Linked DNA regions of Mus musculus: regions 1, 2 and 3 are each linked to region 4. A link is a loop called in an ENCODE intact Hi-C map of the cell type or tissue named here. Cell type or tissue: heart. All regions are shown on one strand. Links, peaks and the distances in the headings refer to the core of each region. The heading gives the core; the rest is flanking DNA. Region 1 holds the start of 1190007I07Rik (RIKEN cDNA 1190007I07 gene). Region 2 holds the start of D10Wsu102e (DNA segment, Chr 10, Wayne State University 102, expressed). Region 3 holds the start of Appl2 (adaptor protein, phosphotyrosine interaction, PH domain and leucine zipper containing 2). Region 4 holds the start of Washc4 (WASH complex subunit 4).

Evidence for each region. Hi-C counts contacts between places; a loop is a spot of excess contacts. Peaks named below come from ENCODE experiments on the same cell type or tissue, not always from the same donor. Only the 100,000 strongest peaks of a DNase experiment are listed, where the experiment ranks them.
Region 1: a loop joins it to region 4, with 4 times the contacts of the local background. A loop is called at or near these places in 4 of 42 quality-filtered maps.
Region 2: a loop joins it to region 4, with 4 times the contacts of the local background. A loop is called at or near these places in 12 of 42 quality-filtered maps.
Region 3: it touches region 4 in a loop (5-fold over the local background); 6 of 42 quality-filtered maps call a loop at or near these places.

The regions. Positions count from the first base shown.
Region 1 is chr10:82,618,978-82,626,375 of GRCm38, forward strand. 1190007I07Rik (RIKEN cDNA 1190007I07 gene) reads right to left here and starts at 4,251. Exons shown (of 3, transcript NM_001135567.1): 1 at 3,988-4,251; 2 at 3,731-3,847; 3 at 874-1,240. The coding sequence starts at 3,838. The coding sequence ends at 1,145. In heart, for the core only: a CTCF peak has its summit at 4,198; a DNase peak (open chromatin) is centred at 4,264; H3K4me3 peaks cover 1,680 bases; H3K27ac peaks cover 1,754 bases.
Region 2 is chr10:83,358,760-83,366,157 of GRCm38, forward strand. It overlaps D10Wsu102e (DNA segment, Chr 10, Wayne State University 102, expressed), which reads left to right and starts at 1,462. Exons shown (of 4, transcript NM_026579.3): 1 at 1,462-1,614; 2 at 3,288-3,374; 3 at 5,620-5,756; 4 at 6,945-7,398. The coding sequence starts at 1,500. The coding sequence ends at 7,163. In heart, for the core only: a CTCF peak has its summit at 3,393 (motif pointing right); DNase peaks (open chromatin) are centred at 1,402 and 3,052; H3K4me3 peaks cover 2,315 bases; H3K27ac peaks cover 1,001 bases.
Region 3 is chr10:83,645,777-83,653,174 of GRCm38, forward strand. Appl2 (adaptor protein, phosphotyrosine interaction, PH domain and leucine zipper containing 2) reads right to left here and starts at 2,888. Exons shown (of 21, transcript NM_145220.2): 1 at 2,752-2,888. The coding sequence starts at 2,805. In heart, for the core only: CTCF peaks have their summits at 2,773 and 3,036; a DNase peak (open chromatin) is centred at 2,955; H3K4me3 peaks cover 2,166 bases; H3K27ac peaks cover 2,129 bases.
Region 4 is chr10:83,539,594-83,546,991 of GRCm38, forward strand. It overlaps Washc4 (WASH complex subunit 4), which reads left to right and starts at 4,348. Exons shown (of 33, transcript NM_001033375.2): 1 at 4,348-4,509; 2 at 7,192-7,331. The coding sequence starts at 4,449. In heart, for the core only: CTCF peaks have their summits at 4,622 and 4,823; a DNase peak (open chromatin) is centred at 4,358; H3K4me3 peaks cover 1,758 bases; H3K27ac peaks cover 1,438 bases.

The DNA of each region.
Region 1 (7,398 bases), core at 1,514-6,513, 920 kb before region 4:
TGGATCACAGGGCTCCCAATGGAGGAGATAGAGAAAGAACCCAAGGAGCTAAAGGGATCTGCAACCCTATAGGTGGAACAACATTATGAACTAACCAGTACCCCGGATCTCTTGACTCTAGCTGCATATGTAACAAAAGATGGCCTAATCGGCCATCACTGGAAAGAGAGGCCCATTGGACACGTAAACTTTGTATGCCCCAGTACAGGGGAACGCCAGGGCCAAAAAGGGGGGGTGGGTGGGTAGGGGAGTGGGGGTGGGTGGGTATGGGGGACTTTTGGTATAGCATTGGAAATGTAAATGAGCTAAATACCTCATAAAAAATGGAAAAAAAAAGACTCTTAGTTTGAGGTCAGCATGTGCTACACACACAGCAAGACCTTTTTGTAGAGACCTATTGTACTGGTTGGTTTTGTGTGTCAACTTGACACAAGCTGGAGTTATCATAGAGAAAGGAGTTTCAGTTGAGGAAATGCCTCCATGAGATCCAGTTGTAAGGAATTTTCTCAATTAGTGATCAAGGTGGGGAGGGTCAGTGTGGGTGGTACCATCTCTGGGCTGGTAGTCTTGGTTCTATAAGAGAGCAGGCTGAGCAAGCCAGGGGAAGCAAGCCAGTAAGTAACATCCCTCCATGGCCTCTGCATCAGCTCCTGCTTCCTGCCCTGCTTGAGTTCCAGTCCTGACTTCCTTTGGTGATGAACAGCAATGTGGAAGTGTAAGCTGAATAAACCCTTTCCTCCCCAACTTGCTTCTTGATCATGATGTTTGTGCAGGAATAGAAACCCTGACTAAGACACCTACAGATCCTGTGAACTGGAGACCAGCCTGATCTACACAGCAAATTCTAGGTGAGCCAAGAATGTATAGTAAGACTATCTTTAAAAAAATATTAAGATTTATTATGTATACAGCATTCTGCCTGCGGGCCAGAACAGGGTACAACTCATAGATGGTTATGAACCACCAAGTGGTTGCTGCGAATTGAACACAGGACCTCTGGAAGAGCAGACAGTGCTCTTAACCTCTGAGCCATTGAGCCCCCTAAATTCGGTGTTTTAAAAAGTAGTTTTACTTAATAAATTTTAAAATACATATTTGAAACATTATTCACAGAATTCTTGGCACAGCTGTTATTTTGAAGTTTCTACTGCTGTGAAACATGAGGTTCGTGGCGTCTCTCTTTCAGTCCCAAAAGCTCCGTTTTGAGTTCTCCAGGCTTTGGTGGAATTTCAGGTATTGTCTACAAAAAAACAACAACAACAACAACAACAACAACAAAAGCCAAAAAACAGATACCATCACATTCTGAAACAACACTTCAATATGATCTAAAAAGCTTTAGAAAAAACAAAAGCCTCGTGCATGCTACTCAGTACCAGGCCATTTTTATGAAGACTCCTGATTGATCTGAATTTCTTGCTGTCTTGAATAGATCGTCCTGGCAAATCTCAAGTCCTAGAGGATGCACAGGGATAAATCCAACTGACTCACAACTGTGATTTCAAATGAGAATTCAACATTTGAAAATCCATTCCCACAATATTTGCTAACTCTCTGCCATGCACCAGGCCTAGGAAATAACTATTGGTAGTTAATGTACCCAAAAGACTGGAAGCAGCCAGCATGTGATGTGCATAAAGTCATACATGAGCAACACACAATTCTACCTTTCAGAAAGACAGAGGGAAATGGGTGCAGAATGTATATGACAGAGTTTGATTCCCAGCACCACAAAGGTACAAAAACAATGGTTTTCAGTACAGTAGAATTGGAACTGTGAGTCTATCACAATAAAATTGTAGAATCTTTTTACTGCTTCAAAAGAAACTCCTATTCCATTCCCAAGTGGTCCCCACAAGCCAACTCTGTCCATATATATTTGCCCACCATATATCATGTGGTCTTTTATTGCTCAATATTTTCATGTAGTGTTTGCAAAGTTCATTCATGTAGGATCACTGAATGCTATTCCCTTATAAAGATGTACATGTTTTCCATAGGTATTCAGGTATCTGAATTGTTCCCACCTATGAACATGTACAGAATCAAACAAGTAAGTATGACAGATGTCTTAGTGTTTGTTGGGGAGAAAACTAAACTGGGAATTGCAGGAACATATATGCTGTTTGAGGAACTAGCAGACTAGTTACATATAAAAACAGCCGTGTGATATTCTATTCCCAAGGGTAGCGTATGAAGGTTCCAATTTCTCCCTGTCCTTGACAACTGCTGTTTCATTATGGCCAGCAGAGTAGTGGTTCTGACTGCAGATTGCATTTCTCTGGTTGTTAGAAAATGAGCACCTCTACACAGGCTTTTGGCTCAGAGGGTCACTTCAGAACATGGAGGAGGAAGAGGAGGAGGAGGAGGAGGAGGAAGGGGAGGAGGGAAGGAGGGGAGGAGGGAGGAGGATGTGGAAACAGTCTTGTTTCAGGCTAATAGGATCACAAGGGCAGAGGACCAAACCAAAGACTATGTCTTCAGTTCAAGGAAGTCATCGGTACAGCTGACACAGTGTTCAGCAGGTTAGAAAGCTTAGTTGGTGGACAGTGGGAGGGACATAAAGAGTCCGTGGCTTTTGCTTTGGAAGCAGGAAGATACTGGTGAGTTTTGAGGAGAACGACATGGCCTGACTCCAGGATAAAAAAGAGCGATGGAAGCTCTGTTGAGACGTTTCAGGGAAAGCAGGAGTGGAGGGCAGAAGATGGGCAGGAAGCTACTGTCTTAACTGAAGAGAGAAACTGACGGTGGCTTGGCTAGGGTAGGCAGTGTGGTGATCGATGTGGACAGATGTGGATGTATTGTCCATATTTACCCAGTGGCATTTGCTGAGGCACACAATAAGAGATGAATTAGGATGAGACCTGGGGTTCAGCCTAAAGAACTATGAGAATACAGTTGTCTCTTTTGCTGTCCTAATGAGTGAGTTATGCTGGACACCTAAAACAAAGCATCTTAGCTGTTCTCCCTAAGGCAGCACTGAGTGCCAACTTTGGGCAGCCACCACGGTCTCCTTTCCTCTGCTCTCTCCCCAAACCTTTCAGTTATAACAGTGGTGGCTGGAATAATTGCAAAAGACAAGGTAGGTAATGGACATAAATCCCTTAAATAATAGGAAAGCATTCAGCATCCTATAGCAGCCAGCCACCTTGGCCTCTACGCCTATCAGTAAAGATTCTCTACTAACCAGTCTGAGGTGGCCTAGGACCCTTAGTACCGCTCATTTTAGAGACTGGTTTTGTTTTGCTTTCTCCCCAACTACAGGTAGCTGCTGGTAACAACCCTTGCACATCTCCAATAGTAATGAGATGAATCAAGTCAACCTCACAGGATCAAATTCTAGGCATTATTTCCTCGGTAAAGTGCGGCAGGCAACTACTCCTGCAGAAACGAGACACAAAACTGCATTTCCATTGAAAGTTCGTGACACTTTCTGTTTCACTAAGATATGCATATATCTATCTATAAGCATATAGATAGATATAGATTTAGATATAGATATAGATATCCCACTCCCGCGATACAGTTTCTCTGTGTAGCCCCGGATGCCCTGGAACTCGCTCTGTAGACCAGGCTGGCTCACCACAACTATTAGACACACTCTTGAGTGTTAAGAGCGAGCTAGGTATCCAAACACTGGGGACAATCTAAAAGTCAAGAGGGACTGAGCAAAGTGGACTGAACGCGAGGGTCTCACCCCGAGGATGGGCACGCGCCCTACAGCACTCACCAGGTCAGGCCGATAGTACCAATGCACCACCTGGGCCCCGGCGCACATGGCCAGGAGGCTGGAGGAAAGCATTTTCAAGTAGGCGGACCAGGGTACGCCCCCGGGCATGGTGGAGAGCTGGCGGGGACGGAAAGGGCACAGCGTTAGAGGGCTGGGTAGCCTTCAGATGGCCTGACCGCTGACCCTGGGTGGCTGAGTCGCAACACCACCTCGGGTGCCCCCGCAACTTCCTCCCCCGCGACCAGCGAGCGGGGCACCTGCTAGCTGCAGCCTGCGCCCGCCGAGCAGGGGAAGGAGGGCTCGGCGGTTCCTCGCTCCCTCAGCCACTCAGGGAGACGCTGGAGCCCCTCGTTCCTTCCCACGACTATGCGCGCACGAGACTGTACCGCGGAGTGCACGCGCGCAGGGAGACAGGTCACAGGGTCGCTTTAGAACCAGGACGGACCTCCAGCGGGCAGGAACCAAAGTACAGGGTCCGACGCAGCGACGGAGCGGAAAGCGGAGGCAATACTCGCGCAGGCGCACTCGATTGTTTCTGACGGACTTGGGGCTGGAATTGGGCGGGGGGGGGGGGGGGGAATTGACCGTTTCCACCCCTTAGCCAGCCTGGAATCCTAGCTCCTGGTTGGTCACTGTCCCAATCCTGCGTTTGCCATTCCTGGCAACTGTGATGTTTACAGCATCCTTTGATCTTTCGCACAAAGGAAACTGCACGTGTCCCACGTGGTTAGGAAGAGGCGGGGTTTCGCAGCACAGCACTTGCAAGGGCAAAGGGCAGGTCACACTACAGCTCCTCTTCTTAACCTGCAAATCGGACACCTTTGGAAGGACTCACTGACCGCTTTCTGGGAGTCGTCTATCACATCTCCTGTATATCAGATATTTACAAGTCACAGCAAAATCACTGTTATAAAATAGCAACAAAGTAAATTGTATTGTTGAGGCTCACCACAGCCTAAGGGTATTAAATAAAAAATCCTGAGGGTGTTGCAGGGTGGAAGCATTAGGAAGGTTGAGAACCACTGCTCTAGAGAGAGCAGCTCAAAGCTTTATTCTCCTGGTTCCTGCGGTTCTTTGAAACTTTACACAGAGCCACACCCAGGTACAGTACCTTTGGGTCATGGTTTTACTGGAAAAGAGACCTCCAATCACCTTACTTAATCTGAGAGTGTTTTTGATTGTGGGTTCATGCTTTGATTGTGGGTTCATTTTTGTTAAGTAAACTGCAAGAATTTTGAAGCATTAAGGTAGCATTGTGTAACAGGAATCGTGATAACTTTTTTTTTTAACTCTGGGCACAAAATTGCTCAGGATTGGGGGTGGAGGGCATTTGTCATTAAACCTGACTACACAATTTTGCTCCCCCAGCCCCACATGATGGAAGCAGAGATAGCTCTGTAAATTCTTTTCTTACACACACACAGGCACACACACATGCTTTTTTTTAACTTCATGATAATAAAAAAAATTAGTTTTAACTAAATGGTATTAAGTTTGACATATAATAATCTCACAGAAAGTATACATCTGGAAGACTATACCCACAACTAAGGCAATCAACATTATGCCCAAGTTTTCTGTGACTGTTCATGTGTGGGCACATATGCGATTTAGAGGTCAAAGGACAACTTCAGGAGCATTGAATCTCAGGCACTGTCCTTTCCTCTCTTTTTCCTTTTATTCCTCTTCCAAACTGGGTGTCTCATTGACCTGGAGCTCCCAAAATAGGATAGGTTAGCTGCCCAGTGAACCCAAGAGATCGGCTTGTCTCTGCTTCACTAGAGCTTAGCCCAATTGGCGACTTCCAGGTACCTGTCTCAGAACTAAACATGTAAATTAAACATGGTGGTTTAAATAGGTATGAGAAATGGCTCAACTTTTAAGAGTGGGTAGGGCTTTTGCAGAGGACTAGAAGGACACTGGCAACACTCAGGAAACTCACAGCCATTTCTAGCTCCAAACTTCTGGATCCCATGAGCACCTGTGCTCACATGCCTGGACCCACACATCCCCTCATGCATGTAATTCAAAATTAAAAAAAAAAATTCAAAAAGGCTGAGCATGGTGGCACACACCTTTAATTCCAGTTCTAGGGTAGCAGAGGCAGGGAGATCTCAGTAAGTTGGACGACAGTCTGGTCTACATATAATAAAATTCCTGAACAGCCAGGAGTACATAAAGAGACTGTGGTGGTGGTTTGAATAGGCATGGCCCCCACAGACTCAAGGGTTTGAATGCTTGACCCATGGAGAGTGGCATGATTAGAAGGTGTGGCCTATTGGAGTATATGTGGCCTTACTGGAGGAGGTGTCTCACTGGGCTTTGAGGTCTTAGATGTTCCAGCCAGGCTGTGTCTCACTCCCTTCCTGCTGCCTGCCAATCAGACATAGAACTCTGAGCTACCTCTCCAGCACCATGCATAACTCCTGTGTGTCCCAGTGCTTTCTGCCATGATGACAGACTAAACCTCTGAAACTATAAGCCAGCCCCAATGTTTTCTTATAAGAGTTGCTTCGGTCACAGTGTCTCTTCACAGCTATAGAAACCCTAAGACAGTAAGTAAATAAGAATAAGATGCAGAGTAACTGAGAAGTTATTTAATGTCAGCCTCTGACTTCCACACTTATCTACACAGGTACATGTACACCCAAACAGACACATACATACAAAATACAAATTAAAATGCATCATAATAGTTCAAACTGGACTTGAGCTTGCAGTGATCCTCCTGCCTCATCCTCTCAACTGCTGGGCTTATAAGAATATACCACCATCCACTGCTCTGGCTCATAGACTTCTGTATACTTGTATCCTTTGGTGGAGTATCTGTTCAAATCTCTTGCCCATTTTTTAAGATCTCTTTAATGTCATGCATTTGAATGTTTTGCCTACATGTATGTACCATGTGCATGCCTGTGCACTCAGAGGTCGGAAGAGGGTGTTGAACACTCTGGAACTGGAGTTACAGGTGGTGTGAACCACCATGTGGATGCTGGGAACTGAACTCCAGTCCTTTGCAAGAAAAGCATGTGTGTTAAACACACTCTCCAGCTCAATCGACCTGTTTGGTTTTTTTTTTTAAACTGTAAACTGTTCTTTATTTTGGATACAAGCCTTTTATCAGATACACTGCAAATGTCTCTTTCCAATCTATGCTTTATCTTTTCCTTAGTAGTATAACGAGACACTTAAAAATTTAAATAAATTCCAAATTTATTACCCCTCCCCACCCTTTTATGAGACAAGGTCTCTCTATCTTAGTTAGGGTTTGTATTGTTCTGAAGAGACACTAAATGTTTTCTTATAAGGGAAAACATTTAACTGGGAATGGCCTAGTTTCAGAGGTTCATCAGAGTCGGGAGGTAGCTTCTTCTTCTTGCATGCTGCCAGAGAAGAAGCTGAGAGTTCTACACCTTGATCCACAGGCACCAAGAGCCTGTTATACCACACTGAGCATAGCTTGAGCATGGAAGACCTCAAAGCCTACCCCACAGTAATACGCTTTCTCCAACAAGGCCACACCTACTACTCCACCAAGGTCATACTTCCTAATAGTGCCACTCCTTATGAGCCAAACATTCAAATACATGGTCCGTCTCTATAGGGATCATGCTTATTCAAACCACCTCAGTCTATGTGGTCCAGGCTGGCCTCAGACCCTAGGAACA
Region 2 (7,398 bases), core at 1,134-6,133, 180 kb before region 4:
GCCCTTAATTCCATTAGGTGCAGAGCTCAGAGTGATAAGGAAGCAGGGGTGGGGTGGGGTGGGGTGGGGGTGGGGAGGAGTGGGTCAGCTGCATGTAGTTAACTAGTGCATACCAGGCAATTAGTTATATATTTTTAAAACTTACACACCTTGATTTAGATAATAGCAATTCCTCTGCTCTCTACCAGTTAACAGACAATTAGGAAAACATGTAGACTTGGGACAGGTGTTCGTTCCTAGGTCTGGGAACATGAACTTGCTTGACCCTGCCAGCAAGATGGAGAAGTTGTCCCTGAGATGGCTGGACTCAGATAACTGTCTCCTTACACATTGTCCCTGAGGAGATGCGTTCACACAGACAACTGTTTACAACAGAAGCTGTTCTGATATAGGGAAGTCCCCAGCTTCCCTAGAGACTGGGACCGTGAATTAAGTTTCTCCCTATGATTAAATGGGAGTCTGGAAATGAAATGGTAGCACTTGGAATACGTTTCTTTCGCTTGTTCTCAACAAAACCATGAGCATTGGGTCCCAGGGGCAGGAAGAGGGGAGGAATGGGGTTTGTCATTCAGGGGTTTTGTTTCAGCTTTTTAGAAATGAAGGATTTGTTTTTCTGTAGGAGACCAAACTCAGTGCCTCACTCACAGCTCTACCTTTTAACTACCACCTGGAACAACCTTTTAGGATTTTGACATGACAGTGTTCCAAAGGCATGCTGTATATATAGCAACGTAAACAGCATTCTTAACACTTCTGGGTTTTGTGTTTACAGTTAAATAGTAAACTAAGCTGGGGTCTGGTCATCCAGACCTGAAATCCAGGCTATTTAGGACCTAGGTGGACTTTGAGTACCAGGTCAACCGGGGTAACTTGGTGAGGCTTTAACAAACAACAAAGTATGGTAATGGGCGGCTGTAGATTTAAGTACACGGAAATGGAAGCTGGAAAATGGTGATTTTGAAGTCAACCTGGGCCAGCCAGGATGACAAAAAATAAAATATAGAAAATGAAAAGAAACTGGGTGTGGTGGCTCCCACCTCTATGGCATCTGGAAGACTAAAGCAGGATTGCTACAAACTGAAGACCACAGAAACCTCCCCAAACAACAACAAAAATGGAAATAACGACAAAGGCCTCGCACCACCTTCTTCATGCTTGCATTTGCTTAGCTTGACCAAGCCGGGTTGATTCTTTTCTAACAACAATAAAGGAGGAGACTAGGGCTAGACTTGGGCTGGGGTAGACTAGGCGCCTGACACGTGCATCCGCAGCGCTCCGCCCACGCAGTGTGGTGCCTTGTTCCCATCCTCCACCCCGCCTCGGCCCCACCCCCGCTTCCGGTTCCCGTGGGTCTGAACTTCATCTCTAGGCGCGAGCTCTGGCCACGCACCCGTAAGTCACCGCCCACCTCCTAGTTTCGGCCAATTGCTGCCTTGACCCCGCCCCTTCCCCGTGCCTTCCTATATCCGGGCTTCTTTCAGTGGCGCTGGGTTGGAAGCATGGAGTTCCAGGGCGAGCGCGGGACCGGTCCTGGTGTTTCTTCGTCTTCTGTAGCCTGCTCGCAGGTCACGGTGTCCAGGGAGCTGCTGACGGCGGGGAGCGAGGGTTCGGGAGGTGAGCGACGGTGGAGAGCGGGGTGGGTTGGAGGGACACGGAACGCTGCTGGGTCAGGGACACTGCGGGACCCGGGAACGCTACTGGAGACACTGCAGGAGGTTGGGGATGCTACCGGGGACCGGGCACGCTGCGGGGTTCTGGGACACTGAGGCGCCCGAGACGCGGCAGGGCCGGGGAAGCCAAGGAGCTCGAGACGCTGTGGGGAGTCGGGGGTCCGGGTTATTGCGGGGCCGCGGACGCCGAGGAGCCAGAGACCCTGCGATGGCTAGGGATGCCGGGGAGCCTGGAACGCTGCGGGGGTATGGGACACCGAGAGAGTCCGAGACGCTGCGGAGGTCGGAGATACCGCGGAGTCTGGGACGCTAATTGGGAGGGGATGCCACGGAGCCCGAGACGCTGCCGGGGTCTGTCCGGGGTACGACTAGGCCAGCCCGGCGCTGGGCGGTGGTGGTTCTTTTTTTTTTTTTCCTCTACCTGCCAAGCCGGTCCAGGCCAGGTGGTCCTTGTAGAGTTCATTAGGAACCGCCCAGCCTGGCAGCATTTGGAGAGGCAGAGGCAGGCGTATTTTTGAGTTCGAGGCCAGCCTGGTCTACAAAGTGAGTTCCAGGACAGCCAGGGCTACAGAGAAACCCTGTCTCGAATAAACAAAGAACAAAATACAAAAAAAAAAAAAAAAAAAAAAAAAGTGGGCAAAGGCTTGAGTCTTCAGTGTTTGTTGCTTGGACTGGGCAGTTGGTTTGTTTGGAAAGGTGCAACTCGGAATAATTAATTTTTTAAATTGAGCACCTTCTAGGTAGGAGAGCTAGGCAAGTATATTCTACAAAAAAAAAAAAGCCCAGTCTGACTTGCCCAAGTCTACATAACCGTTTCTGGTTCTCTGTATTATGTACCTCTGGTATGTGGAGGGGGCTATTCTCTCTTCCTACTATGTGGGGAGTGAATAGCGCTTCCAATTTGGGAGGCAAGCACTGTGTCCATAAAACCCTCTTTTTGGGCCCTATTTCTGACTTCTGACTTACCTTTTGTGTGTGTGTGTGTGTGTGTGTGTGTGTGTTTCAAGACAGTGATTCTCTGTGTTGCCCTGATTGTTCTGAAACTTACTCTGTAGATCAGGCAAGCCTCGAACTCTTGCCTGTGCCTCTTAAGTGTTGGGATTAAAGCATATCTGAATTTCTTAACTAAAATCAAAGACTCATTGCAGGTCTACATTTTGCTAACTGTGCTGTTTAAAGTTGTGCGTTGTGCATCCCTGTTGCCTTAAGAGGTCACAAAGTGTCGAATGCTCTGGTACTGGAATTATAGTCCAGTTGAGCCCCCATGTGGGTGCTAGGAATCAAACAAGAGCAGCTAGTGCTTGAGACATAGCCTTGGCTGGCCTGGAGCACAGAGATCCACTTGCCTGTCTTTTGAGTGTGCCCTGCCATGCCTAGTCCCCCTCCCTGTTTGTCAATGTGTATTTATTAGATCAGTACTAGAGGTTGGGGAGATAGACGTACAGACAGGAGTGTTGGCTCCTCCTCTGTCAGAGTTAGGGGTGGTTCAGACTTCAGGCTGTGCTGATGGGCCCGGCTCTCACAGTTCTTTGGTGTAGAGGCTCATCTCATTTCTGAGTTGCACTTGTTGCTCAGGGCTGTTTTATGCCATGAATTGTTTTGTGTGTGTGGTTTCAGGTATCTGGGACCAGTTGCTCATCAGCTCTAAGCCTCATCCCAGAAAGACCTCTACACTTCAAACAGTTCGGATGCAGAGGAGCCCTTGTAAGTACCTAGTTTCTACTCTAGAGGGCACTCCCCCAATTGAGGCTAGTTAATCCATTATTTGATGGGGACAGTCTGTCTTCATGGCACATATCAAACCGTAGAATCAAATATATTGTGTAAATGACTGAGGAATAGAATTTCTCATGTTAATTCCCTGGTTGCAGGCTTTTTGTTTTTTTTTTTTTTTTTTTTTTTTTGTTTTCAGAATAAAAGGTGTTTTTGAAACCCCAAAAGGCCCAGCTAGCTATGGTCTAGTTAGCTTTGTTTTCCTTGAGACGGGGTCTCATGTCGTCCAGGCCTCATGCTTCCCTGTGTAGCTGAGAATGTCCCTGAACCCCAGATTCTCCTGCCTCACCCCACTCTAGGATTACTGCTACATGCTGCTGGGCCATTTTTTTTTCCTCCCCTCCCACGACAGTCTCACTTTTTATCCCTGGCTGGCCTGGAACTCGGTGTAGACCATGCCAGCCTCAAATTCAGATTCACCTACCTCTGCCTCCACCTCCCGAGTAGTGGAGTTAAAGGTGTTTGCCACCACACCTGGCAGGTATTTATTCTAGGTAATTGCTCAGAATAAGGGTGCTTGTTGAGCCAACGTGAGGACCAGAGGAACCCTCTTAAGCTGTGTGGCTTCATGAGACCATAACCCTTCTACTGTGGGAAGCAGAGATAGTCATTAAAGGACTCTCAAACTGACCTCTGAAACGTCACAAGCCAGACCTCTTATCGTCTGCACTGCTCTCAACATTCTTATCTCCCAGGCTCCTACAGAAGAGCTCACTGAGCTCTGAACACTTAGTGCTTTTAACAGCTCAAAGTTCTACAATCCTAAACACACACAGTCAGGTCTCTGCCACAGCAATACCCCACTGTTAGACCAATTTCTGTCCTGGTTAGGGTTTGTTTCGATGTGATGGGACCACAAGAGGTAACTTGGGGAGGAAAGGGTTTGACTTACACTTCCAAATCACTGTATATTACTTGAAAGAAGCCAGAACAGGAACTCACACAGGACAGGAACCTGGAGGCAGGAGCTGATACAAAGACCATGGAGAGGTGCTGCTTACTGGCTTGCTTCCCATGGCTTGCTCAGCCTGCTTGCTTATAGAATGCAGGACCACCAACCCAGGGGTGGCATCACCTGCAATAGGCTGGGCCTTCCCCCATCAGTCAGTGATTAGTTAAATGTCCTACAGCTGGGTCTTGCAGAGGTATTTCCGTAGTTGTTGTTCTCAGACTCTAGCTGGTGTCAAGTTGACAAAACTAGTCAGCATGGTGGTGAGATTGAATGTGTTCGTTAGAACTCTTGAGTTGCAAAAGAGTGGAAGCTGAGATTGCTTTAAGAGAAGCCAGAGATAGAAAGTAAAGGTTTATCTGGATCCCCATGCCCATTGTCGTCCTATGCTGCTGGTCTCTGCGTTAGACTAACCCAAAGACGCTGCTGTGCAGCTGTGCCTAGTCGGCTGGTTAATGAGAAATGCATCCAGTTAACTTGGTGCTATTCTCCTCAGCCAAGTTGACTGCTCACTGGCTTGGCTAGAACACCCTGTCAGATTACAGCACAGGGCAGACTGCGCTAGGCAGGACTGCAGAAACCTAGGCCCGTTCAGGATGAGGAACATGAGTGACCCAAGTTTCAAAGGAAGGGCAGGCATGGTCCTATGCAGGACTGGGAAGCCAGCCCAAGTTATGAACGTAGAGAATTCGCAAACCTGTTCCTGTTTGTCTTTTTGCTTTTTGTTGTTTGGCTTTTTCTTTTTAAAAAGAAGGGTGGTGTTGCCATTTTCAGATGAAAGGTGGGCAGTTGAGCAGGTGACAGACGTTCTAGGTGACTGACATAGTAAAAAATGCAAATAGATCTCATTAATGACTTTGACAGCCTCACTGTAAAGAGCAGGTTCACTTAACCATTAGCTCATTCTGTCTGGTTTCTCCCCAGTCATCTTGTGGAATGCCAGCCTTCTAGAACTTTATACTTTGGGGATGGCAGAGTAACAGAACATTTGAGTTAATTGGTGAATCGTGTGGTTGTATTGCTCTGCGAGTTCAGAGGGCCTAGGAATGTAACTGATTGGTGGAGCCCTGGGCCTAGCACCCACCCTCCAGTGCAGCCCAAGGCGGCTCAGAAGTGGAGGGATGTAGAGTTGATGGGTTTGTTGCTAACTCTGCTCTGAAATGCTGTGCTGGGAGGGCTTGGTTAGAACTTACTAATACGCTTTGCTTGGCTGTGTTCGCTCTCCAGTGCTAGACCAGGTTCAGGCCTTCCTCCCACAAATGGCCCAGGCAAATGAGAAGCTGAGGAGGGAAATGGCAGCTGCTCCAGCTGGTCACTTCAATATTGAAAACATCGACGAGACGTCTGGAAACATCATACAGATGGTAACTCAGTCTTGTTTCTGTTTCATACAATGGAATTAATATACTTGTCACCAAATGGTATTTTAAAATGTCGTTCTAGAGTAAAATTAGCAAATATTTTCACACAGGCAAGATGGTAAAACATACTTGACTTCCACAGGGCCATACTCCCTCTGTTTGCCTGTTTGACATGCTGTTCAGTGCAGAATGTAGCCGTTTACTTAATAAGCAGGCTTTGTAAACTTATGGCTACTAAAAATTGAGTTACATACAATTTCTTATGTGTGCATGGTTTTTAAGGGAAGGGCTATTCATGTTGACTCATAGTTCCAGGTGAACAATTTTTCATGGTGGGAAATTCTGCCCAGGGCTGTGGTGTCAGAAGCTTGTGGTATGCATGCTACAATTACATCTTTCCCCTTCAGCTACTCTCTGAAAGTGCAGACACCATTCCTACTTCAGTGTCTGAACGAAAGTGGGTGGCAGGCAGGATTTTGCCTGCCAGTGCTGGTTTTTGCTCAGAAATGTAAATTTCTTTAAGGCAAGAGTTGTGATGTTTTTTTTTTGGGGGTGGTGGGGGAGCCTCAGGTTGACCTCAGGTTGTCTTCCCACTGCTGTTACAGACTGGGATTGTGGCCATGTTACTGTGGCCACCTGCTTGTCAAGTCTTAAGTGTCCAATGGGGTGCCTGACTGTAGTCTGGCAGTTCTCAACCTGTGGGTCTCGACTTGCCAGGACCCAGAGAATAGAGATTTTACACTATGGTTGATAGCAGTAGTAGCAAAATTGCAGTTAGGAATAGCAGTGAGAATAATTTATGGTTGGGGGGCATCACCACAACATAAGAACTGTATTAAAGGGTTGTATAGTTAGGAAGGTTGAGAGCCACTACTCTAGTCCACTTTATTGAATGGGTGCTGTTGGATGGATAGTAGGCAGCAAGAACTTTTTTAAAGACATGTTTTACTTAAAGCACTCAGTGACATTGCTCTTAGGATGGATTTGGTGCCCATAAGAACCAGCAGAGAATGTTAGATTTTCTGAGGCTGGAGTTAGTGGGTACTGGGAACTGAACTGGGGTCCTCTGGAAAAGCAGTGAGTATCTTTACCTGCTTGTTGCACCCTCTCTGTAGCCATCCATGTTGCTTTATTAGAACATGTTACAGAACTGCCCTGAAGGACATTTCTCATCCTGACACTTTGTTATAGGATGTGGCCTTATTTGAGATGAGTCGGTCAGATTCAAAAGAGGAGGATAGCCCAGAAGAGAGCTCTCGGGACAGTTCTGGGGACAGCTCGGAGTCCGAAGAAGATGTCTGCGTTCCCTCTGAAGTCACCATCGAGAACATTAAGCTTCCGAATGCAGAAGGTGGCAAAGGCAAGATTGAAATTTTGGACAGTCCGGCAAGTAAAAAAAAGAAGCAGTGAAATGACCCACATGGAAGGAGCAGGCACTTCCCCGCCTGGGGGCCAGGGGCAGGGCGGCCTGTTCCGATCAGCTGTTGTCCTTACGTGTCACAAAGAATCATGAACCCAGGTGTATTTTACATAGAAAGTGCTCAGAGCTTGGACGCAGAGAGCGTAGTGCTCTTGGACACTGAGAAAGGAAATAAGAAATGACAATATTGGTTGATGCAGATGTTTGCTCTAGAGTGTGGGCTGT
Region 3 (7,398 bases), core at 873-5,872, 110 kb after region 4:
CTGCCCTTCCTCCATCTTACTAGATGGCCTGTCTCAAAAGACTGTGCGCATGAATAGAATGCACTGAATTTAGAACAGCACCTGGCACAGACCACGGAGGATCCAGACCAGGCATGACCAACCCACACATAACCCAAGAGAGGCACTAGTGCAACGCCATGCACAAGGGTTCTTAACTCATTCAGATTTTCTTCAATATCTTTGTAACTTGACTGAGCTGTTCTCTCCGGTGAAGTCTGGAGATGACAGCATAGCCCAGGTTAGACAATCCTGAATTCTTGACCTTTGCTTCTGTGTCTAATTCTTTCACATAAAATACTAGAAATGGTTTCCATTGTATCCAGTTCTACGCCCCTGGATCTCCAGGGAGGAAAGTTGCAGCCCAGCATGTGCTGTGTAAAGAACAGTATCCGCCATGCTCTGCGGGCTCTGAGGGGCTCCTAAAGCTATCTTCTACCACCCCACCCACCCCAGCCCCGAAGCAGTCACACTGATGGGTGAGGACTCGTCTCAACAGCAATGACAACTTTCCTACAGGTGGCTCTGTGGCTTGTAAAAGCACTTGTCACCCAGGTCTGAGGACCTGAAATCAATCCCTGGAACCTGCATGGTGTAATTAAGAGAATTGACTTCCACAAACTGTCCTCTGACCTCCACATCCGCACGCCCACATCCGCACACATCTGTATCAGAGTCAGGAAATGTCACAGAAGAGGAGATGAGAGAATGAGGCAGAGTATTGTGAAATACTGTTACTGGACCAGTGACTTCCACTCGTGGACTCACAGCAATTCGGTCACGTAAATGAGGTAATGCCAGTCAGCATTGCAGCCTGGGATGGAGGCCCCAGAGCCCTACCCTTAGTGAGAAGCTACAGGCTGTTGGTGGCTCCTGGGAAGGGATGGCCAGTTTGCTTTGGGGGTGTGGCTGTTGGGAGGTTGCCCTGGCTCCACTGGATGGCCCCACACCCATGCATAGGAAGAGAGCACTAATTAGATTGTGTGTTATTGAGGGGGGAAGAGGACAGGAAAATGGGTGGGGAACATGTTTTGGGGTGTCTGGAAAGAGAAGATGGGGAGGTGATCTGATATTAATACGCTGTATAAGTATAGGAAATTATTGAAGAATAAAAAGTACTTAAAAATATTCCTTACGAGAAAGGCAACAAGACAATTGTCTGAATTAAGTAAGGGCTTTACCACTTTGCAGGGACGCCAACTGTCTAAGAATAAACCTTTACTGTGGACAAAAATATTTTTTAAAATTAAAAAGAATGTCAGGTAGGAGTAACAATGACTCTAAACATCTTCCGCCCCCCCCCCCACACACACAAGCTCAAAATTGTAAACCATACAGACGAGATATAATTTTAGACTATTCCGCCGATTTCAAGACCATCTGCCCCATGTTCCTTGTTTTCTGTGGAGTTTCTGCAGATGAGAACACCGGACAATTAGAAGCAGAACTGCAGCCCAGGTCTCAGACTCATTTATGCCATTCAGAAATGGTGCGCACCCATTAGAGGCCTCAAAACTCCAGACTGTGCGATGTCTGTGTGCCTGGCTCTGCCACCATCACGACTGGTTAGGGAAACGGTCTGTCTTTGACCTTCCGTGTCACCAAGTACAAAGCAAATGGAAAGCCCTATTCACAACCACGGTGGTTATGATTTCCACACGCTTATGTTCAGATCCTAACGACAGGGGAGGAAGGCTGAAATGCTTTCCAACAAAGGCTGGGGTCCAAAGCAAACACCTGACATCCAGAGCTGTATAAGGAAGCCTGCGAAGAATTAGCACAATACATGCCAGTCTGTTTAAAAAGTTGAATCAGTTAAAAAACAAAACAAACAAACAAACAAACAAAACAGGCTGAGCATAACAACACATCTGTAATCCCAGCACCCAAGATGTAAGTTCAAGGCTAGCGTGGTCTACAGGGCAAGTTTTCAGTCCAGTTATGGCTACATAGTAAGACCTTGTATCAAAACAAAACACAACAAAAAACAAAATCCCAAGTAATGGGAATACTAATTATCACAGCTTGCTTACATATCCTTGCTCCTCTACATGGGGACAATCATTCAGAACTGAGCCTAAGACAGGCACACACCGATAGCCCTTTTGATTTATTCTGCAAGGGAGAGATGGGGGAAATGTAGGTAAACTCATCAAACTTCCATCTGGGAGGTACAAGTTACTTTGGGAGCCAAGGAAGAAACCCGAAAGAAGAGGAGAGACTGTGAAGAACAGCTTGAGCCTTTCTAGTTTTTTCAGGACCGGAGATACTAGAGGATGAAGGTATTTATTTAAATAAGCTAGGGATGCCATACCAGGAAAGGGAATAGAAGATCCCTGGGGAAAGTCCTGTGACTTCTGAACTACTGTCACTATGCACTATCTCAAGCTCAAAGGGCTTGATTCACATCTCCACTATATTAATGAAGCCCCATCACCACCACCCTGTGGCACAAATGGGGCAAATGTTGGAATTTTCTCTTCCCTGGGTCGACTTGGCGATGGATCCAGGTTTTCTGTGCTTCCTATTCCGGCCCCTGCATTCATTAGGTCTCGTGGACTCGTTAGTACCAGCAGCGTCTGTGTGGATAGTGCTGTCGCCTTCTTCTGCACGAGACACTGCTTGAAAACCTTGTTACCCTGCTAGGGAGCTACTACTGTGGGACAACGACTGCCCGACCTCCCCGAGCGCCGGTGGGGCACCGCGGCTCCCTCCCAGCCTTCCCGGGGGTACCTGGGGGCTGTCCTGCAGCGCCTCCTCCAGCAGGAGCTTGTCCACGGCGGGCATGGCGCGGCGGCGAGGGAGCGCGGGATGCGAGGAGGGGACACTCGGCGCTCGGGGACTTGAGACTTAGCTCGGAGCCCGCGCCTGCCCACTCTCCGCGGCCCGCCCCTCAGCCCGGCCCCCCGCTGCCGGGATCAACAGGAAGTGTGGCAGGCGCCGGACATGTAGACAGTCCGGGACAGGACACCGGAAGTGTGGCGACCACGCTTCCGTCCGATCCCGGGGCTTCGGGCCCCTCCGGCCAGCGCAGCAGCACCGGGAGGTTCCGGCTGGAGGCTGCCCTCCCCGGTGCTCGAGGCTGCCCTCCCCCGTGCTCATGGCGCATCTCCGGGTGGGACGATAGGCTTTTATCTTCTTGCGGTTCTGCAGATTGCTCTCTCTGTGTGGGAGGAGATAAGAGTGAACAGATTTTGCAGTTGTTCTCTGGCCTCTTTTTGGGGTGTGTGGGGGGGGGGGCGGGGGTAGGGAGTCAGGCTGTCATCTAACTCGCTGTGTAACTGAGGATGATTCTAAATTTCTGATCCTCTTGCCTCCACTTTCAGAGCGTGATGGGATAACAGACTTCGACTACCAAACTGGAGTTTTGTGCAGTGCTGGGGATCAAACCCAGGGCTTCCTTCAAGTTAGGCAAACCCTCTACCAAAGTAGCCACACCCCCAGCCTTGGCGTCTTCTTATTTTATTTTTTAATTTGGGTTAGAAGATGGGCTTGGGTAGAGCAGGAGAGATGGTGTAAAGGACATTGCAGAAGATGTGAGTTTGCTTCTCAGCACCTGGTAGGAGGCTGTGGCATGCACCTTATTTCCCGTAGGGACATGCATGGGCACACTCATGTGCACGTATCTCCCATAGGAAATGCACACACCATTTAAAAATACAACAAGACAAATTATATTTAGTGTGTGAAGTTCAGAAGACAAACTGTGAAAGACTTTTCTCCTTCCAACCATGGGGATTCTGGATATTAAACTCAGGTCTCAGGCTTGGAGATAAGTGCCCTTAACTATTGAACCATCTTACCAGCCTCTGGCCTCTTTTTTTTTTTTTTAAATACCAGGACAGGCCCACACTCAAACAGTTCAGAGCACAGACATTACGTGTGTGTGTGTGTGTGTGTGTGTGTGCGTGCGTGCGTGTGTGTGTGTGTGTGTGTGTGTGTGTGTGTGTGTTTTCCGTGATATTCAGATCACTGCTAAATGATTTGGGGCCATATAATTAGGTCTCATCTTCCTGGTTTTTTAAGGTTTTTCGTTATGGAGAATTTCATAATGAAATTTTCGGGGTTAGAAAGGATAGATTATGTAGTTCTGTGATGTCATTTAAAAGTGAGAAGAAGGGACACTGGAGAATGAGATACTTTACTCAGGACCCTACAGCGTAGGCTGGAGAAAGAAGAAAAGGTTGTGTAGAAGGTCAGAAGTGGAATTTGACGTATATTAAAGGCACGAGTTTCAATGGATTGACACATAAAATCAGTACTATTTGTCCAATGAGGTGTCACCAAAATTACCAGGAGAGTATGATACTGCACAAATTCTATGTCTTATGGGAACTACCTGAGCAGTTAGTGTTGGTTGTGAAATCTGTAGGATCAGGGTCACCAGTGAAGAATTATTCAGATTAAGTTAGCCCCTGGCATACATACCTGTGAGGAATTAAGTTACTAGAGGTGGGAAGATGTACCCCAAAAGTGGATGGCACTACTCCCTAGGCTTGAGTCCTGGACTATGGAAGAGGATGAGAGTGAATACCAGCATTCCTTCGCTTCCTGCTTCCTGCCTGTCGATGCAGTACAACCAGCCCCTTCAAGTTCCTGCCATGATGGACCATACCCTAAAACTGCAAACCAAAACAAACCTGTTCTCCCTTGAGTTGCTTTGCCGGGCATTTTATCACCACAGTAGTAAAGGTAACTAAGACACCACCCGGTTCAGTAACAAAAATATGTGCTCCAAGCTGGCTGTGGTGGCACACACCTTTAATCCCAGCACTCGGGAGGCAGAGGCTGGTGGATTTCTGAGTTCGAGGCCAGCCTGGTCTACAGAGTGAGTTCCAGGACAGCCAGGGCTACACAGAGAACCGCCCCCCCCCCAAAAAAAAATCAGTGCTCCAAATGTTGGTATTCTGTCTAAACTCCACCCCCACAGTTCCTGGCAGCAACCAGGTATATGCTCCTCCCCACAGTTACCTGGCAACAGCCAGGTAGGCTTGGCCCACTATAAAAGGGGTGGCTTGGCCCCTCCTCTCTCTCTTATTCTCTTGTCTCTCTTACCTCTTTCCCCCTTGCTCCCCTTCCCTTCCCCCCTCTCTCCACATGGTCATGGCCCACCTCCACTTCTCTGCTCTCTCCTCTCTGCCTTTCTCTGCCTCTACTACTCTCTTAACTCCCCTCCCCATGCCCTGAATAAACTCTATTCTGTACTATACCATCCTGTGGCTGGCCTCTCAGGGGAGGGGAATGCCTCCGCATGGGCCCCGCTGAGACACCTCCTCCCCTTACACCCCGCCAGAACATATTCTTACAGCTCTTTCCCTTTTTATGATCATAACACCAAACACCGCCGAAAGCCAACTCCAATGGCATGATTCCCTTCGTTCTGGTGTGAGCTATTTATGCCTTCCATCTAGTATCCTCCATCCCCTTCTCATTTGCCCTTTTCAGGTGAAATTGTGCCCATACCAGGATTCTTTCTTTACCTTCCAAGTTCTGTTCAACTAAAATTTCCTCATACAATCTTCTAAACTCTCTGCTGCCCAAAATCAACTCTTCAAGACCAGACTCAAACCCTCCCCTTTCCCTGATTGTAAAAAAAACAGTTCAGGATTTGGTAACACCAAGGGAAAAGGGTGTATATTCTTTCATTAGAAAATAGATATTAAAGAAGACAGAGCTCCCCAAACCCTTTAAGGGGCTTAGACATCCCATAGAAGGGGCAACCATCTCTCTCATGTATCATCTTCTAATTAAATTGCCTTCTTTGAATACCAATGTTCAGAATTGTTTTACACCACATTCTTACACAATCATATTACTCTCTGGTGTGCCTTTGTTACATTACCGCCTCAACGGCCTTCATGGGATTTCTTGGTACTAATGTTCCAGACACTTTGTCATAAACAATATGTCTTGGATTCAAAACAACAAGTTACAAAACAGATTCCAGGAATGAGTCTGTAAATTGCATAAATTCGCCTTATTAATTATGACGTGCAATCTCCCTTTTACATAGCACTCACCACTGAGCATTAGATAATCTACCTTGCTTTGCTGTATGGTTTACATAGGGGAATTATATGTGAAGATAAACAATGTCAAGTCCTTCATTAAAGTGTATGTGTCCATGTGAAACTATGGCGAGGTAGGTTTCGGTCATTTTCCAGCTGTATCTGGACGGGTGCAAGGCCATTGACAGCAACTGCAGAGATCTAGAGTTGACATGACCCTGTGCAGAAAGGACACTGTCTGGAACTTCTACCTTTCCCTTGATGAAGGTCAGAAAGGAATGGAGGACAGGGAGATACAAAATGGTTCTCAGGACAAGAGGGTCAGAGAACCACTGGAGCTTTGGGGGTCTGAGAAAAAAATTCGAAACTATGAAGGCACCTGTTAAAAAGATGTCAACTGGGGCTAGAGAGATGGCCCTGCGGTAAGGAGCCCAAAGGTGATTTCTTGTCTGATCTAGATGGACAGATGGAAGATTTCTTAACATACATAAACTCTTAAACGCGTTCTCACGACCGGCCAGGAAGAACACAACAAACCAGAATCTTCTGCGGCAAAACTTTATTGCTTACATCTTCAGGGGCCAGGAGCGCAAGCCCCAAGCCCCAAAAACGAAAGGCCCCCAAAAACGAAAGCGAAACCCTGTCCCTATTTAGGAGAGTTATCCTTCGCCTAGGACGCATCACTCCCTGATTGGCTGCAGCCCATGGCTGAGTAAAGGCAGAGTACATGTAGTGGAAAATTACTCTTGGCACATGCGCAGATTATTTGTTTACCACTTAGAACACAGGATGTCAGCGCCATCTTGTGACGGCGAATGTGGGGGCGGCTCCCAACAATAAACAAACTAGTATAATTTGTGATGTTAGAAAAATGCTTCACGTGGGGTTGGAGAGATGGCTCAGCGGTTAAGAGCACTGACTGCTCTTCCAGAGGTCCTGAGTTCAATTCCCAGCAACCACATGGTGGCTCCCAACCATCTGTAATGGGGTCAGGGCCTCTCTGATACTGAGATTCTTTCTGCTGTTTGCAGTGCCCTTCTCAGATGTCTCTTCCAGCAAGCTCAAGGCTGAACTGCAAATCTAGTCCTCTCCCCCTACCTCCATGTGACGAGCACCCCTTCAAGCGAAAATCAACCTTCCAGTTCTCAGGATACTCCAGCTACACTTGACAAGATAATTCTAGAACACCATTTCTGTCCCGTCCCCCACTTTACAGGTGGAGTGAGCAGAACTTTGCCTTAGGTATTTCTAGAATTTTAGTGCTTCACATATTACCTAACACCTGGGCAGTTCCTTGATAAATGCTTATAGAACATTCATTGCATGAGAGCCAGGCATGGTGGCTCTCGCCTTTAATCCCAGCACTGGGGAT
Region 4 (7,398 bases), core at 1,609-6,608:
AGAGGCGGGCAGATTTCTGAGTTTGAGGCCAGCCTGGTCTACAGAGTGAGTTCCAGGATAGTCAGGGCTACACAGAGGAAACCCTGTTTCAAAAAAACAAAGCAAAGCAAAACAAAACAAAAGAGGCAGGGCCAAGTGGAGAATGTCGAGATCTTGGGGTGAGATGGAATTCCTGCAATTGGATTTTTTTGGAGACAGCAGGATATTAAAAAGCAAGGTCACTTTGTGTGCTTGGCCCTCTCTGCATAAGAAAGGTTCCCTTTCTGCTTGTCTGCCAGGTTGGGACATAGCTAGAGAGTCTTCAAAGGATGTCAGAGCCTTGCTGTTTGGATCTCCCAGACACTAGAACTGTGAGCCCAAATAAACCCCAGAGCCAAGTATTCTGTTTAGAGTCGTACAAAATAAGCTTAGGAACACTGTAAGATCCAAAGCTATTCCATTTTGCCTGTTATTGATCTCACTGCATATATACATTTAAATAATTAAATAAAGGTCTCTTGGGAAAAAAAAAATTGTCATCAGTAACCCAAACTGCTCCTAACCCCATTTTTTCCTCTTCATTTTTACTAACAGAGTGCATAGACCAGACATTTCTGTTGGATCTTGTTTTCTTTGATGCAATGGCTCTCTTGTGGCCCACAGTGATTGGAGACAGCGCACTAGAGCATATCTACTGGCAGATTGCCAGCAGTGGGGAGCATGACAGAGGCCTCAGCTGCTGTGTGAGCTCCTCTGCAGGCACTGGAGTCTATGCCTCTCGTGAACACTAAGACAGGCCATTCCTGGGACATGCCCGTAGAGCTAAATATATTTCTTAAAAGATAAATAACAAAGAAACCTGATACCTTCTTAGTATTTTAAAACTAAAAGCAAGACAGTGTGTACTCTTTAAATAAAGATTTTTTTTTATCATTCCCAGCAGCCTTCAAGGCAGTTCCAGGAAGTCTCTGAGCATGTTTTAAGTCAATCTCTACAACAAGAATTTCACTGAAGCTGGAGGATTAAGTGGGGTAGACAGAGGGGAGAGAGAGCAGCCAGCCAGGCATAGGTCATGTTGAATAGCTAATGAAAAGTCCTGAATTTTTTTCTTTCACTCACTGTTACAGTTATAAAATAATGAAATGGAAAAAGGCAGAAAACCAAGCCATCAAAAGTCATACAACCCAAGTGTAACAACTCAATATTGCCAATCCACATTAAAACCAAGGTGAGAGATTTTGCAGAGAATACTATTCTGGGGGCCAGACAAGCAGGAAACGGTCATAGTAAACCCCAGACATGTTTTAAGAGGTTAAGACAAGGGGAGGGCTTTAAACGTGAGAGTATGGAAGGTTACATCCGTTTTATGAAACTGCTTTTCCTGGCCACAGTGATTGTAACAAAGGCTCCATCAGTTCATGACTGGAGAGCCCCTCATTAGGTTCTTTAGAAATTCTTCCCCGAGAAGTTTGCAGAGCTCTCTGTGCAAACCTTGGAACCTGGCAGAATAGTTTGGATGATTATTATTAGGCAATCATGGGTATAGAACCTTTCCTTTATGACCTCCTGGCTTTTGATTTTTTTATAGGGTTTACAGTAGTACAAAATAATTATTTTAACATTTTACTTATCTATGTACAACTCAGGGTGTGAATGTGGAGGTCAGAAAGCAACCTTCAGGAGTCAGTCCTGAGGATTGAACTCAAGTTATCAGGCTTGGTGGCAAGCATCTTTACCTGGTAGGCCATCCTACCCTCCTGAGACTCCATTTTGATCCTGACAACTTTTGCATTTTATTTACAACTTCAGAGTCATTTAAAAATAAGATTGACCTTTGACTGACTTAGAACAAGAAGATGAGAAACAGAAGACATTGCCATGGTACCCAGCCTTGCATAAGTGGGTCGTATCGTATCGCTCTTTACTAAGTCATGGATCTCATACAGGGTGGGAAGCAGGTTTTGGAGTGAAGTACCCAAAATTCAGTTGTGGATTCAATGATGTTCACTAGATGCCCATGTAAAGTTCCTGTGGAAATGTGCAGTTGACATAGCATGGAATTATAGAGTTACATTTAAAGGCCATATCAAACTTTGGTGATAAAGGTTTTCTTAGACTCTTGGCTTTCCTCCAAATATATTTCTGCCAAGTCTTTTCTTTTTACAAGTCATCATGTTCTGAATTGTCCACTTTTCAACTTTTCCCCAGATTTTATTTGTTTGGATTTTGTTAGAAAAAAAAAAAAGGAGCATTTTCTAATTTCTTTGCAATGCCAGGTATGGTGGCACATGCCTGTAAACCCAGCACTTAGTAACTGGAGGCAGGAAGATCTGAAGTTCAAGGTCAGCCTAAGCTACATAGTGAGTTCAAAGTTAGTCTGGGCCACGACAACAAAAACCCTCTTGTTATAGATTATGCAATGAGCACAAGATACGTGCTAGCTATTAATAAAGCATTACTTCTTTTATTTAGATTTCTAAATGTAAGCATCTAAGTCATAAAATATTACAAAAGGAATTTTGAAATAAACTTTAAAAAAAACCCTGCCATAATAATTAATTTCTAACTCAAAAGCCTGGGAGGATGTCACTGTGAGATGCTTGCTAATGACCAAGTGGATCAGTGATGCAATCACCATCATGGCTGTTCCCTCTGCTACATAAAGCCACTTTTATGATGACAGCCATTGGCTTCTGTATCGTTGTCTCCTCCACTTCCAGGCTAAGTGATCTCTAGAGAGTTGCTTCTTCTTAGCTCAGGGCATCCGTGGAGCACGTGACCTACACTAAGCCAATGGGTCCACCCCTCCTGATATTTGGGTTTCTGAGATTGGCTGGAAAGTGTGCTCAAGTAAAGAAAGGCTAATCACTGCTGGCAAGACTTGATTCTGGGACTTTTGTTCGAGTTATCAGTTCAGCGTGCTCTTTTTCTCTCGTGGGCTAGATTTAGTCTTGTGATAATGTGGGCCCGAAGCTGCCAACAGCTACCATATGGAACCTAAAGAAGGCTGCCAGAACTGCATGCTACAGAAACTGAAAATTCCAATAGGCCACCCTGAAGCCAGAGACACACTAAGTCCACATGTGTTTGTCAGCTGTCACTGTAACAAACACTTTTGTTAGAAAAAAAAAGCATTTTCTAATTTCTTTGCAATGCCAGGCATGGTGACACATGCCTGTATTCCCAGCACTTAGGAAAGCACTTTACAAAGTAAAGATGTTCATTTGTGGCTCAGATCTGTAGAGGTTTCCCTCCATAGCCTTGTCACAGGCCCAGGAGCAGCAGGGACTCTCAGCTACGATAATGAGATCTTGTCTCAAAATAAAACCAAGCCCAAACCTTAGCATCTCAGAACATGCTCTTCAAGAGAACATTCTATATTGATTTGTGGTACTTTATATAATGCAAATAACTTTAAAACTCTGCTTGAAAAAGACTCAGCTAATAGACACAAGAAAAATTTAAGAGCCACTTTGTATTAATGAGCACCTACCCGTTTTCAAGTAATCCAGTCTTCTTTAATGAGATTTGAATTCTTCCTATGCATTTGCAAACACATGAGCATAAATAAACGTTTACGTCGATTGTAGATGTTACAGCAAATATGCATTGTTCTAAAATCGACTCCTCTCCTTTTTTTTTTTTTCTTTTTTTTCTTTAATGCCATTTGAGACCTATTTCATTTTGTAGCTTTCTAGGAGTTCAGAGTATGGATGTCTTAAATTTTACATTATGATTTTTTTTTTGATGCTATTTAGACTGCTTCGTAGAAGTACATACTAAAAACTGCCCTGATAGAAAGCGTTTTGTGTAAACGTTAGGATAGATGTAGAACTCAGGGTAACACAGTTCCCACCCCACCTTCTTAAAAGCAAGGAAAGAAAGAATAGTGATCTATGTAAAGCAAACCCAGTAGTGAGATTGCTTGGTGGCGTTCTTAAAGTCATTACTTTTTTACACACACAGGTCTTTTCTCAACAAATAATCTGCACAGGAAGTGCAAGGGGATCAAGGAATCGCGAGGGTAAAGACAGAAAGGGAGCTGGTGAGACAGGCATCTTGGTCCAAGGGCTCGGGCAGTGTCCAGGTGAAGGACCGGGTCTTGCGTTGGGCCCCACCCGGTTATTTCCATTCTTTCCAGGTTAGACTGAGGGAGTAATCCCCTAGGATATAAAAAAAAAAGAGCCTCGAGGAACGGAATGTGCCCTGAGAACAGTCGTGAACGGCAGCGAGACCAGGAAAGGATGCAGGATGCCAACGGCAGCCATCACTATGGCGGCCGCGCCGGGAGCAGGCGGTCGACTCGCTTTCCCAGCGGCTCCCGCGGTCCGCAGGGCCGAGAGTCCACTGGCTCTGGCGTGCGGGGGCGGGGCCGAAGCCGGAAGTCACGTGCCGTGACAGCGGCTGGGGTGAGGCCCGCGTCGCGGCTGTGGCTGCTCGGGGCTGTGTCTGTGGGAGGTTCCGCGGCGATGGCCGTGGACACTCTGTCGCCCGACTGGGACTTCGACCGCGTGGACGACGGCTCTCAGAGTAAGCCCCGGCATCGGGCGAGGCGGGCCGGGCGGCGCTGCGGACGGAGGGCGGCGCGGTGCGGCGCCGCGCTGCGCAGCCGCCCTCTCGGGACCCTCCCGCTGGGTGGGACTGGGGCGCTCTGCGTGACCGTGTGGTCGCGTCTGGCCGTGCACTCGCACCCTGCGTCCCTCCCGGAATCGGTGACGGGCCAGCGGTGCCATCGCTGGGGAGCCCCGCGCGAGGCCATCCTCCCGGGTTGTCCATCCCGTCCCAGGGTTTGCCCCAGATGCTCAGCCTTCAGTTCTAGAAGAGTCTGGGTTCCCGTTTCGGTTTCCTGTTTTTCTTTGCTTCTCAAGCCAACTTTTGAAGTTTGGATTCACGTTCTTAGAACCACAGAGACAGCTAAAAACAGCTCTTTCTGGCCTTAAAAAAAAAATCAACCAACATAGGAATATCTTATTCCTTCTCGGCCCTTTATTGATTTTTAAATAGCTGAAAAGGTTTTTAAATCTATTTTAACTTTTTAAAAAATCAGATCTGCTTCGCAGTTGCCTCATGACGTCAAGTCCAAGTTTATGTTTAAAATCACTTCCAACCCCAAAAGCCTCATAGTTTGTTTCAGCATAAATGGACAACCCAAACTAATTAGAGACACTCTGGAGGTTGATTTGTTTGTTTGTTTGTTTGTTTGTTTTTTCTGTGTGATAGAAGATATATTGGGGCGAGTTGCCCAAGAAATTTTTAAATGCATACCTTTCCCAAAAGTAGGAATGCCTTTAAAAATAAAGTACAGCTGCATTATGAATTATTTTACAGAGATACTAGACCATGTACAGATTCCTATGTAACTGTGTTTTGCCTTTACATCTAGTTGAACTATGTTCAGGGTGCTGGGCAGATCTTAAGATATTGGTCTTAGTCAGCATAAAGAAAAATCTAGATGGAAGGATAGTAACCACCCCTTCTCCTCCCCCCCCCCCCCCCCATTGTGCGCTGAGGTCCCTACTTTAGTTTAATCTAACCAAAGTTGGAATGAAGGTATACTGGGTTTCAGCTTTAAGTGGAATGAATGATCAGTTATTTAGACATAATCAGTTTTTTAGATGCTCAGGACTGGGGAAAGGAGTGGAAACAGGACGTGGGTGAGGACACAATATAAAAACCATGTATGTATGAAAATGCCATGGTGAAACTCATAATGTTGTTTACTAACTTTAAAAAGTAGTAGGAAAACTACAAGAAATGCAGTTTGTTGGGAGGGGGAGTATGTTATGCACAGAGGGCCACTGGTTCTTAGTCTCTTCTTGTACTTTAAGAACTTTTATGAGTTCATAGCTACTTGTTATCTTACTGGCAAGGAATTTAGTGTTGCTGTCGTTTACCCAGGTCTAACCAGGTGATCTCTTAGCATGTCTTTCAAGTACAGTCTTTAAGAACCCATTTGCTGGTCAAAGGATGCTTTGGTCATTTCCCATGTAATAGAGTAAGACATTAACACGGGGTTGTTAGCAGTAGGTAAGAGGTCTCTCTGTGCCTGGCTTTCATTAATTTTGGGGCTGTGAATCATATCTAGACTAATTGTTTTCCAAAATTATCTAAGTGAGTGCTGTAATGAGACAGGCGTCTTAGTGAACTGAATTGATGCCCCTGATTCACAAACTCAGTTCAAAATAAAGGACAGATGTCTAGTCTATATTTCATGCAGTGTGAGTCAGAACATAGTTTATTTCATGACAGCTCCAAACTTCAAATTTGAAGGAAAAAGCATTTTTTTTTTAGAAGACAAAGATTGAGTAAAGTTATACACATCAGTAAAAGAAATGAATTGGAATTGAATTTTTGGAATAAGTAATAATTCTTAGGTATAAGATGAAATACTTTATAATTTCACTGAATAGGCATATGAAAATCCAGCTATTTCTGGTGGTTCTAAACTTAAAGTTACCTATTAATATGTAAATTCTGTAAATCCCAGCTATCTTTTTTTTTTTTAAATATTGTTTTATTTTACATGTGTGCACAGAGTCTACAGAGGCCTGAAGGTGGTGTTGGATCCCGTGGATCTAGAGTTAACTGCCACATGGGTGCTGGGTACCAAACCCCTGTCCTCTGGAAGAGCAGCTAGAGCTCTTAGTAGGCAAGCCCTCTCCCCATCCTCCCTCAGCCAGCCAGTCTGTTTTATCTGCTTTTTATATCTTGATTATAATAGCTAAAGAATTGAACAAGTAAAGCATTTGGTAAGCGGAGCATTACTGAAATGATAATACGATGTAGTAGATTGAAAACCTCCATGAAGAAAGATTTGGATGTATTCACAACATTTGACTGTGTATAGAATTAGCCACCTTTTAAAGTTTGCTCTGTAACAACACAGTTTGTCCCTGCTCCCGGAGTTGATTGTCTTCGCAACATAGCTGTGTGTGACTCAAAAGGATAGTGTAGTATCTGGACCCAGAGTTGTCTGAGGCATGGTTAGAAGCCCAGATGCTAAGGTATGGGGCTGCAGCCTTTCAAGTACTTGCACATATTTGAAGAAGATTCAAAGCTGAATGACTTTCTAACTTTGGAACTTAATTTCCGAGAAGTGAGGTATTCCCTAGTAATAATTAACAGTGTTTTACTGCAGTTTTTGAGATTACTTGAAGCTAGTATTCTGCCGTTTATTACTTGTAATTGTAACACACTGTTTTAAAAATGTAGAAATTCATGCTGAAGTCCAGCTGAAGAACTACGGGAGGTTCCTTGAGGAGTACACATCTCAGCTGAGAAGAATTGAGGACGCCCTAGATGATTTGATTGGCGATGTTTGGGATTTCAATCTTGATCCTATAGCATTAAAGGTCTGAATTTATTTCATTAAAAATGTATATGAATATATGTTTATTTTAGGGCATACTACCTCTTGTG